Regions from separate parts of the Homo sapiens genome. Here region 2 is linked to region 1. A link is an interaction called in ENCODE POLR2A ChIA-PET data of the cell type or tissue named here. Cell type or tissue: Caco-2. All regions are shown on one strand. Each heading gives the region's core, and the rest is flanking DNA. Links, peaks and the distances in the headings are about the cores only. Region 1 overlaps ZER1 (zyg-11 related cell cycle regulator). Region 2 overlaps KYAT1-SPOUT1 (KYAT1-SPOUT1 readthrough).

Region 1 (5,370 bases), core at 207-5,206:
CCGTGATCATACCACCACACTCCAGCCTGGGCAACAGTATGAGACTCTGTCTCAGAAAAAAACAACCAACCAAACAAACAAACAAAAAAATACATACATAAGGAAAGATGCACAAAATATGAGTATAGAGTCTGATTAATTTTTTTCTTTTTTTTTGAGACGGAGTCTCGCTCTGTTGCCCAGACTGGAGTGCAGTGGTGCCATCTTGGGTCACTGCAAGCTCCGCCTCCTGGGTTCACGCCATTCTCCTGCCTCAGCCTCCCAAGTAGCTGGGACTACAGGTGCGTGCCACCACGCCCGGCTAATTTTTTCTATTTTTAGTAGAGACAAGGTTTTACTGTGTTAGCCAGGATGGTCTCAATCTCCTGACCTCATGATCCACCTGCCTTGGCCTCCCAAAGTGCTGGGATTACAGGCGTGAGCCACCATGCCCAGCCGCCATTTTCTTAACTTTCTATTCAATTACAATATTCGGGCCAGGCACGGTGGCTCACATCTGTAATCCCAGCACTTTGGGAGGCAGAGATGGGCGGATCACCTGAGGTAAGGAGTTCGAGACCAGCCTGAGCAACATGATGAAACCCCATCTCTACCAAAAAAAAAAAAAAAAAAATTAGCTGGGTGTGGTGGCAGGCACCTGTAATCCCAGTTACTCCAGAGGCTGAGGCAGGAGAACCGCTTGAACCTGAGAGGCGGAGGTTGCAGTGAGCTGAGATCGTGCCACTGCACCCCAGCCTAGATGACAGGGTTAGACTCCGTCTCAAAAGAAAAAAAAAAACAATATTCACTGGCTGGGCGCGGTGGCCCATGCCTGTAATCCCAGCTACTCGGGAGGCTGAGGCAGGAGAATGACTTGAACCCGGGAGGTGGAGGTTGCAGTGAGCCGAGATCGCGCCACTGCACTCCAGCCTGGTGACAGAGCAAGACTCAGTCTAAAAAAAAAAAAAAAAATTCACTTGAAAAAGTACACACATCATGATACACAGGTCGGTGAAGATTCACACAGTAAGCGAGCCTGGATACCCAGTACTCTGATCAAGGAGACTAGAAGCTCCTCAGCACCCAGAAACTCCCTTCCAATCACCTCCCCGGGTAACCACAGTCCTCACTTCTCCCACCACAGATGAGATTCCCCTGATTTTGAACTTAGTGGAGTGACACAGTGTAGATCCTTTTGTGTCTGACTCCTCTCATTAAATGCAGTAAGGGTTGGCCAGGTGCAGCGGCTCATGCCTGTAATCCCAGCACTTTGGGAGGCGGGGGTAAGCAGATTGCTTGAGCACAAGAGTTTGAGACCAGCCTGAATAACATAGCAAGATCTTGTCTCTACAAAACAAAAAACAAAAAACAAAGAAACCAGAAAGATTAGCCGGGTGTGGTGATGCATGCCTGTAGTCTCAGGTACTCAGGAGGCTAAGGTGGGAGGATCGCTTGAGCCTGGGAAATAGAGGGTGCAGTGAGCCAAGATCACACCACTGCACTCCAGCCCAGGTAATGAGATTCTATCTCAAAAATTAAAAATTAAGGCCAGGCACAGTGGCTCACACCTGTAATCCCAGCACTTTGGGAGGCCAAGGCGAGCAGATCACCTGAGGTCAGGAGTTCGAGACCAGCCTGGCCAACATGGATAACCCTGTCTCTACTAAAAGAAAAAAATACAAAAATTAGCCCGGCGTGATGGCGCACGCTTGTAATCCCAGGTATTCGGGAGGCTGAGGCAGGAGAATCACTTGAACCCAGGAGGCGGAGGTTGCAGTGAGCCAAGATCATGCCACTGCACTCCAGCCTGAGCAACAGAGCAAGACTCTATCTCAAAAAAAAAAAAAAAACCTAAACTAAAAATTAAAAAAAAAAAACATTGTAAGCCTTATCCAAGCTGTTAACAGGAGTTTGTGCCTTCTCATTGCCATGCAGTATTTAGTAGATGAATATACCATAATTATCCATTCCAATGCCAGTGGACATGTAGGTTCTTTTCTGGTTTTGGCCATTACAAATAGTGCTGCTGTGAACATTCTAGTGTAGATCTTTTGGTGCACATTTACTTATGCATTTCTGTTGGGTATATACCTAGGAGTCAAGTTGCTAAGTGTTGAACGTATGTACGTTCAGCTTTAGTAAATAGTGAATAGTGTTAAACACTGTTCCCATTGTATTCCCAGTTCACACCAATTTGCCCTGCCGCCAGCCCTGTGGGAGATTTCCCACTGTTCCCCGTCTTCCCCAATGCCAGGTATTGCCCATGTTGTTGTTGCTGCAGTTGCGTTCAGTTGAGCCAGTGGGCGTGTGGAAAATGGCATCTCATTGTGGCTTTACTGTGCACTTCCCTAATAGTAAAGAAGCTGAGTGCTTTTCACATGTTTGTTGTCTGTTTCACTATCTTCCTTCATGAAATGCCTGTTCAAATCTTTCACTCTTTTTTTTTTTTTGAGACAGGGTCTGGCTTTGTTGCCCAGGCTAGAGCGCGGTGGTGCAATCACAGCTCACTGCAGCCTCAACCTCTTGGGCTCAGGTGATCCTCCCACCTCAGCCTCCCAAGTAGCTGGGACTACAGGCACATGGCACCGTGCCCAGCTAATTTTTTTTGTATTTTTTGTAGAGACAGGGTTTCGCCATGTTGCCCAGGCTGGTCTTGAACTCCTGGGCTCAAGCAATTTGCCCACCTCTGGCTCCCAAAGTGCTGGGATTACAGGCTTGAGCCACTGCACCCAGGCTCTGTGTGGTAACTTTTGATGAACAGAGTTTTTAATTTTGAGGCAGTCCAATTTATCAGTTTTTTTCTCTTCATGTGAAATCATTGCCTAAAGTCATAAAGATATACTCCTGTGTTTTCTTCTAGAAACCTTATTGTTTTAACTTTCACATTTATATCTATCATCTATCTCAAATTAATTTTTGTGTATGCATGAACAGAAGTTTCTTTGCTTTGGTGTAGATAAGTTTATGATTTTCTACCTCCTGGTTAGCACCTCTTGAGTCCTAGTTAGGAAATCTTTAGCTGTGCTAAAGTCATGAAGCTAGTAGGAGACTTCACTTTTTTAAATAACAGTTTTACTGAGATATATATAATTCACATGTCACACAATTCATCCATATAAAGTATATAATTCCATGATTTTTAGTATATTCATAGAGTGCACCCATGACCACTGTCAATTTTAGACCATTTTCATCACCCCAAAAAGAAACTCCATACACACTGGCAGTTACTCTCCTTTTTCCCAACCACAAACCTACTTCTGTCTCTATAGATTTGCCTATCGTCACTGGACATTTCTATCAGAGGAATCATACGGTATATGACTTTTTTTTTAAACTGATTTCTTTCACTCAACATAATGTTTTCAAGGTCCAACATTATAGCATGGATCACTACTTTTTATGACTGAATAATATTCCACTGTATGAATATGTAACATTTTGTTGATCCGTTCACCAGTTGAAGGACATTTGGGTTGTTTCCACTTTTTGGCTCTTACAAATAATGTTGCTATGAATGGTCACATCTGAGTTTCTTTTTTTGAGATGGAGTCTCACTCTGTCGCCCAGGCTGGAGTGCAGTGGCAGGGTGTCGGCTCACCGCACTCCGCCATTCTCCTGCCTCAGCCTCCCGAGTAGCTGGGACTACAGGCGCCCGCCACCACGCCCGGCTAATTTCTGTATTTTTAGTAGAGACAGGGTTTCACCGTGTTAGCCAGGATGGTCTCCATCTCCTGACCTTGTGATCCGCCCACCTCGGCCTCTCAAAGTTCTGGGATTACAGGCATGAGCCACCGTGCTCGGCCACGTCTGAGTTTCTATGTGGACATATGTTTTCATTGCTCTTGTAAGGAGCCTTCATTTTTAATCAGACACCATGAGATTCAGTGATATCATGTCTATATGTCTATTAAGCCCTGGCACAGCCTAAGTGCTCAATCAATCATAGCTGTATACAGGTTAGGAAGTACTGCACAGCATGGAACACCCCAGTGTAGCTCTTCAGACTGTGGGAAGCTGAAGAGTGAAAATCTGTATTATCCCCACCCAAGCACTGGGTCCCCAGCACACACGTCTGCTCACAGGCAAATAAGTGCTTGGACAAGGCTCCATGTTCTTTGCAGGTCAAATTGTGCATAGATAGTGGCACAGCAGAGGCGGGTGAAAGAAGGAGTCAGGAGACCTGGGCCTGGCCCTGCTAAGCTGCTAATTGGAGTGTGGTCTCAGTTTCCCTACTCAGAGCGTGGACATGGGACCACTGATAGTTCTAGCCCTTGTGTGTGGCTCACTTGGCATCTTGTCCACTCCCCAGGCAGTGGCTCTGCCAATGATCCTGTGAGTATTCAGGAATCACTGTTGCCCCTGGGGATCCTTGTCCTGGAGTGGCCCACCTGCTTGCCCCCAGCATGGCGTCCGACACTCCCGAGTCGCTGATGGCCCTCTGTACTGACTTCTGCTTGCGCAACCTGGATGGCACCCTGGGCTACCTGCTGGACAAGGAGACCCTGCGGCTACATCCGGACATCTTCTTGCCCAGCGAGATCTGTGACCGGCTCGTCAATGAGTGAGCAGACCCAGGGCTGAGGAGGGGCAGGGGTCTTACCATGAATGTGTATAGAGAGATTGGGACCGTGTGTGCACTATGTGGGGAGTAGCTATGGAGATGAATGTGTGAGGGTGTGTGTGTGTGCACATGGATGTTCATGGCTGCAAGAGAATAGTGGTGTATCCATAACCGTAAAGGTGTATATGTGTGTGTGTTGGTGTGTGTGTGGAGGGGTGTGCACGTGAAGGCATGGGTGTGTGTACACATGTAAGCTTATGCAGCACAGGTTATTTCTGACTGTGAAACTGCATGTGTGCATTTAGAGATGTGATTGTGTCAAAATCTGCATATAAATGAAGGAATTAAGTGTTGCCCCACACGTGTATGTACATTCACATGCACATACCTGTGCTTGTGAATTCAGTGAGCATGGCCACATATGCATGTACATGCCGGTGCCAGAATAACGGATCCATGATCAGGGAGTGAATCATCCAGAAAATCTGAATGGCCCTCCGAGGGCCTCCCCACTCCTAGGGGCTCCTAGAAGCATGCTATGCAGTCACTGAATGCTGGGAGTTCAATCTACAGGCCCAGATGGTGGCCAGGCATGGTGGCTCACACGTGTAATTCCAGCATTTTGGGAAGCCAAGACAGGAGGATCACTTGAGACCAGAAATTCAAGATCAGCCTGGGTGACATAGCGAGACCTTGTCTCTACCAAAAAAAAAAAAAGAAAAAGATTCCCAGAAGGGAAATTATTAGACAGCTGCATAGGAAACTAGAAGCCTGTGTGGGCCTGAGGACAGAGGTGGACCTGTAATAACGTCCTGAGCATTTACCGT
Region 2 (5,370 bases), core at 142-5,141, 88 kb before region 1:
ACTACAGGTGTGCACCATCACACCTGGTCAATTTTTGTATTTTTGTAGAGACGGTGTTTCAGTATGTTGCCCAGGCTGGTCTCAAACTCCTGGGCTCAAGAGATCCTCCTGCTTTGGCCTCCCAAAGTGCTGAGTTTACAGGTGTGAGACACATTGCCCTGCTTGAATTTGTTGATTGCATCTCCATGGTGTTATTTAACATGTTCTTCTGTCCCTGTATTTTAGTCATTCAACAGTGTGATCTAATTTAGGGCCACTTTTACAGCAGGAATAATTTGCAGGTGGTGTATGTGTTTCCAGAGTCAGAACATGTTTGGTTTATGCTCTTGGTGATATTCAGGGCTATCAGTGATCCTCTCCTGGATCATTTTTTAATTAGAGGTGATTTGTGTTTTGAAAGGGTCACTTGGGTTGCTGGGGGGTGTATTGTATATGAGTAACAGGGTTCTTATAAGGACGGAGTCGGATAATCATGCAACAGAGCACTTGGTGCTATTCCTGGCACGCAATGACCATATTGTTGTTGTTGTTGTTGTTGTTGTTGTTGTTATTGTTAGAGCTGTGTGTGGGGGACCCAAGTCCTGAGCTCGGAGGCATTTTCTGGCCAGGGCTGTTTCCTCCCTTCTCCCCTGCCTCTGGAAAAGTCTGCAGTGCCCCAAGGCTCTGGGAGGCATGTTCAGGACTGCAGCAGCCATCTCTGTGCACCTGGTGGGGCCCCTTCAGGGAAGGAAGGCTGGAGCCCCACTCACTTGGTTCTTGCACCAGACTGTAAGTGCCCTAACCCCAATACTCTGCCACCTGCATGGCCTGGGGCTTCTGGGGTCTGGCTCGTTCCTGGCTTCAAAGCTGTGCATGAGCCTTCTCTTTCAGGGAGCCCTCTTTAACTGCAGCCTGTATGTGGGCTTCTCCCTTGCCCCTGCTTCTCTAGTCTAGAACTTGTAGCTCTGCATCTGAATAGTCAGCTTGGGCGCTGTAGGGTGCTGCTTCCCATGATCCCCTGTGCCCATCCCAGAACCCAGTACCTGGTAGGGACTCAATAAATGTCAACTGAGCCAGGCGCGGTGGGGTTCCTGGGCCATGGAAGACCTGGCACTTACTCAAATGGTCCCAAGGCCCCTCCAGGACAGGGGGGCCTGGTGTTGAGATTACTGTGGCTGCCACCCTGACCAGGTCCTTGCCAGCTTCTCTTCTGACCCTGGGCAGGTACCTGAGCCTCTTCAAGCCTCAGTGTCCTCATCTGTTAGATGGAGACTATTGTGGCACCTCTAGTGAGAGTGCAGTGGGAACTGAGCGAGGTGGAACTGAGCAAAATCCTGAGCCAGGGTTCACTATTGACCACAGCAGGTGGCTGAGAAGAATGTTGGATCCCCAGCTCCACGGCCCACCAGCCATCTGGGACTGGCAAACCCACAGGAACGGAAGGTTCCTCAGGGACCACAAAGCCCATGTGAGGTCCCTGCTGCTGAAGGGATTCTGAGGACAGGAGGAGCCAAATTACCTATCCAGGGTCACCCAGCCAAGGTGGGTTAGGACCTGAGTTTGGTGGCTCTCAGGTCTGGCCAATTTCTTTCTTTCTTTTTTTTTTTTTTTTTTTTTTTTTGGTAGAGTCTTGCTCGTTGGGTCGGGCAGGAGTGCAGTGGCTGGCACGATCTTGGCCCACTGCAATCTCCATCTCCCAGGTTCAAGTGATTCTCAGGCCTCAGCCTCCTGAGTAGCTGGGATTACAGGCATGTGTCATGACGCCCAGATAAGTTTCTTTGTTTGTTTTTCCCAGACTGAGTTTCACTCTAATGCTCAGGCTGGAGTGCAGTGGTGTGCTCTTGCCTCACTGCAATGTCTGCCTCCCAGGTTCAAGTGATTCTTGTGCCTCAGCCTCCCAAGTAGCTGGGATAACAGGTGCGTGCTACCACGCCCAGCTAATTTTTGTATTTTTAGTAGAGATGGGGGTTTCACCATGTTGGCCAGGCTGGTCTCGAACTCCTGACCTCAGGTGATCTGCCCGCCTCAGCCTCCCAAAGTGCTGGGATTACAGGCGTGAGCCACTGTGCCCAGCCCCTGGCCAGTTTCTGCACACCAGTGGCTGAGGAGGGAGCTGGCCTGGGAGGAACACCGGGAGGGGAGGGGCGAGCCAGGAGCCAGGACCCCGGGACCCTCCGAGGAGCGGATTAGTGCCTCCCTCAGAGTTAGGACATGGCCTTGGGTCCAACAGGCCTAAGTCTGAGTGTGTGTGTTGTGTGGCCTTAAACACATCACTCCCCCTCCTGCACCCTCCAGCCTCTGTTTTCCACCTTCTGTTTTCTCATTGATAAGATAGGCCTGACCAGGTCATTCAGGGAATGAAATGGAAGTGCTTAGCAAGACCTCTGTAAGTGGAGGCTGCTGCTGTCACTGTTGCCATTATCCTCCCTCTCCGCTCCACCCACCTCCTGCTCCTCTTCTTTAACCCTCAGCCCTTCCTGAGTCAGACTTTAACCTGGCCAAGTCAGGGCTCTGTCTCAGGACGCATGGAGCCAGGGCTGGAAGTCTCCACTGGGCAGGCGCCAGGCAGCCCCTGCAGGTTGGGGAGGTGGAGGCTGCTGGAGTCAAGAGGAACCAGGTGAGGGTGTTGGAGCATAACAGGCTTGGGAGGCAGGCAGAAACCTGCCCTTCTGCAAACTCTATCTCTTCCCCCTCCTGGGAGCAGACAGGATGGCGCTGTGGCCTGAAAGCAGCTGTCCCTCCTGTGTGCAAGCTCGGACTGCTGCACCCAGACAGATTCCATCTCTGACCTTCCACTTGTTCGTCTCCAGCTCGCCATGGCCAAACAGCTGCAGGCCCGAAGGCTAGACGGGATCGACTACAACCCCTGGTGAGCCAGCTGGGCTGGGGAGGTGTGTGGGTGTCCCCTCGGGCATGGGTTGGCCATCCCTGGGTTTACAGCAACTCAGTAGTACTCCAGATGGTGGCGGTACACAGACTGCCAGATTCCAGCCATAGCTCAGGAGAGACAGGGCCCGAGGGAGTAGGCTTGGTTCAAATCTCAGCTTTCTTCTGCATGACTGTGCCACTAGGACAGGTGACATACCTGCTCTGAGCCTCATCTCCCCAGCTGCAAAATGAAGAGTTATACCCACCTGGAGAGCGTTGGGGAGGAAAAAGTAAAATGCTGTCCAAAGCCATTCTACCCAGGCACCAAGCTAAGGCCTTTCCAGGGATGACTCTTTCTCACTTGGTATAGAGTCAGATAAACTAAGATAAGTAAAATAAGCAAGTAAGATACAGTCAGCTCTTCACCAGACATTTGCAGAGGTTGATATTGTTTTCTTTTTTGACTTGTTTTATTTTCATTTTATTTTTGAGACGGAGTTTTGCCCTTGTCGCCCAGGCTGGAGTGCAATGGTGCGGTCTCGGCTCACTGCAACCTCTGCCTCCTGGGTTCAAATGATTCTCCTGCTTCAGCCTCCAAGTAGCTGGGATTACAGGCGTGCAACACAACGCCCAGCTAATTTTTTTTCTTTTTCTTTTCCCCCGCAAGACAGAATCTTACTCTGTCACCCAGGCTGGAGTGCAGTGGCATGATCTCGGCTCACTGCAACCTCCCCCTCACAGGTTCAAGCAATTCTCCTGCCTCAGCCTCCCAAGTAGCTGGGATTACAGGCGTGCGCCACCACGCCCAGCTAATTTTTTTTTTTTTTTTGTATTTTTAGTAGAGATGAGATTTCACCATGTTTGCCAGGCTGGTCTCGAACTCCTGACCTCGTGATCCACCCGCCTCAGCCTCCCAAAGTACTGGGATTACAGGCATGAGCCACTGTGCCTGGCCCTAATTTTTATATCTTTAGAGAAAATGGGGTTTCAGCATGTTGTCCAGGCTGGTCTCAAACTCCTGACCTCAAGGGATCTGCCCTCCTCGGCCTTCCAAAGTGCTGGGGAATACAGGCATAAGCCACCGGGCCCAGCCAAAAATGACACATTTTAGACATATTTATTGGTATGCAAATTCAACTCAGCCAGGTCTTCACTCTGCTCCAAACTAGCCCCAAACCACATACCAGCCTCTTCATCCAGCTTCCCAGCCTTTCTCCCACCTGGAGAGGTGGCCCCCAGGCAGGGCCAGAACAGAGGATTATGGGTCCAGAGATGATGTGTGCCTGGGCTGGTGGGGCCCTGTTCTGCCCAGAGTAGGGTCAAGAGCATCAAACTTTGCTTGAGATGGAAGTAGAAAGGCTGGCTGGCTGTGCCTTGTACTAGCTGGGAGGCTTTAGGCAAGTCACTCCACTCCTTATCCCCACAGTGGTCCAGGAACAAGATGTGCCTCACAGGCCATTGTGAAGGCTATATGAGCAGAGCGTTTAACTGTGGTGTTGACGAATCCAAGGAGGAGTCATGCAATCTGTACAGGGGGTCTCAACTAGTATTTGGAAAGAATAGAGTAGGATAGGACAGGACAGAAAATACTGCAGTAGATTGCACCAAGAAGGATGAAGCTTCCATTCCATGTTTGTGCTCCACAGGGTTGATGATGCAAAGGTGATTTCTTGGCCGGTAGTGGTGGCTCACGCCTGTACTGCTAGCACTTTGAGAGGCCAAGGGGGGCGGTGGATCACCTGAGGTCAGGAGTTCGAGACCAGCCTGGCCAACATAGCAAAACCCCATCTGTACTAAAAATACAAAAATTAGCTGGGCGTGGTGGCGGGTGCCTGTAATCCCAGCTACTCAGGAGGCTGAGGCATGAGAATCGCTTGACCTCGGGAGGCGGAGGTTGCAGTGAGTTGAGATTGCACCACTGCACTCCAGCCTAGGGGATAGAGCGAAACTCTGTCAAAAAAAAAAAAAAAAGATGATTTCTTCCTATGGGTCATGGTGGAAGAACTTGGAAAGCCCCTGGGCTGATTCCTGCGATTAACAATGTGCCTGACTGACCTAATCTCAATGTAGGGGACCAGCTGTGACACTTAGGCAGATCTTCAGGCCAGGACAGTTGCTGATTGTCTAGTTTTTGTTTTTCTTGTGTGTGTATGTGTGTGTTTTTTGTTTTTTGTTTTTGTTTTTTTAAGACAGAATCTCACTCTTGTTATCCAGGCTGCAGTGCAATGGTGCGATCTCGGCTCACTTCAACCTCCGGTTCCCGGGTTCAAGTGATTCTTCTGCCTCAGCCTTCCAAGTAGCTGGGATTACAGGCCCCTGCCACCATGCCTGACTAACTTTTGTATTTTTAGTGAAGACAGAGTTTCACCATGTTGGCCAGGCTGGTCTCAAACTCCTGACCTCAGGTGATCCGCCCACCTCGGCCTCCCAAAGTGCTGGGATTACAGGCGTGAGCCACCACACCTGGCCGGTTGTCCAGTTTTTCTAAACAGGCCGAAGTCCAGGTCACCATGGAGGGCTGGG

Evidence for each region. Peaks named below come from ENCODE experiments on the same cell type or tissue, not always from the same donor. Only the 100,000 strongest peaks of a DNase experiment are listed, where the experiment ranks them.
Region 2: POLR2A ChIA-PET joins it to region 1 with 12 read pairs; 5 of 35 experiments call an interaction of 5 or more read pairs at or near these places.

Annotation. Positions count from the first base shown.
Region 1 is chr9:128,754,581-128,759,950 of GRCh38, reverse strand. It overlaps ZER1 (zyg-11 related cell cycle regulator), which reads left to right. Exons shown (of 16, transcript NM_006336.4): 2 at 4,292-4,543. The coding sequence starts at 4,386. Among named protein-coding and RNA genes, the nearest start is that of ZER1, 15 kb to the left of the region's middle. In Caco-2, for the core only: no CTCF peak of the experiment used is centred there; no DNase peak of the experiment used is centred there.
Region 2 is chr9:128,842,831-128,848,200 of GRCh38, reverse strand. It overlaps KYAT1-SPOUT1 (KYAT1-SPOUT1 readthrough), which reads left to right. Exons shown (of 25, transcript NR_182311.1): 2 at 2,790-2,848. It overlaps KYAT1 (kynurenine aminotransferase 1), which reads left to right. Exons shown (of 13, transcript NM_004059.5): 2 at 2,790-2,848. The coding sequence starts at 2,796. Among named protein-coding and RNA genes, the nearest start is that of SPOUT1, 16 kb to the right of the region's middle. RefSeq lists a silencer at 2,834-3,060. In Caco-2, for the core only: no CTCF peak of the experiment used is centred there; a DNase peak (open chromatin) is centred at 2,860.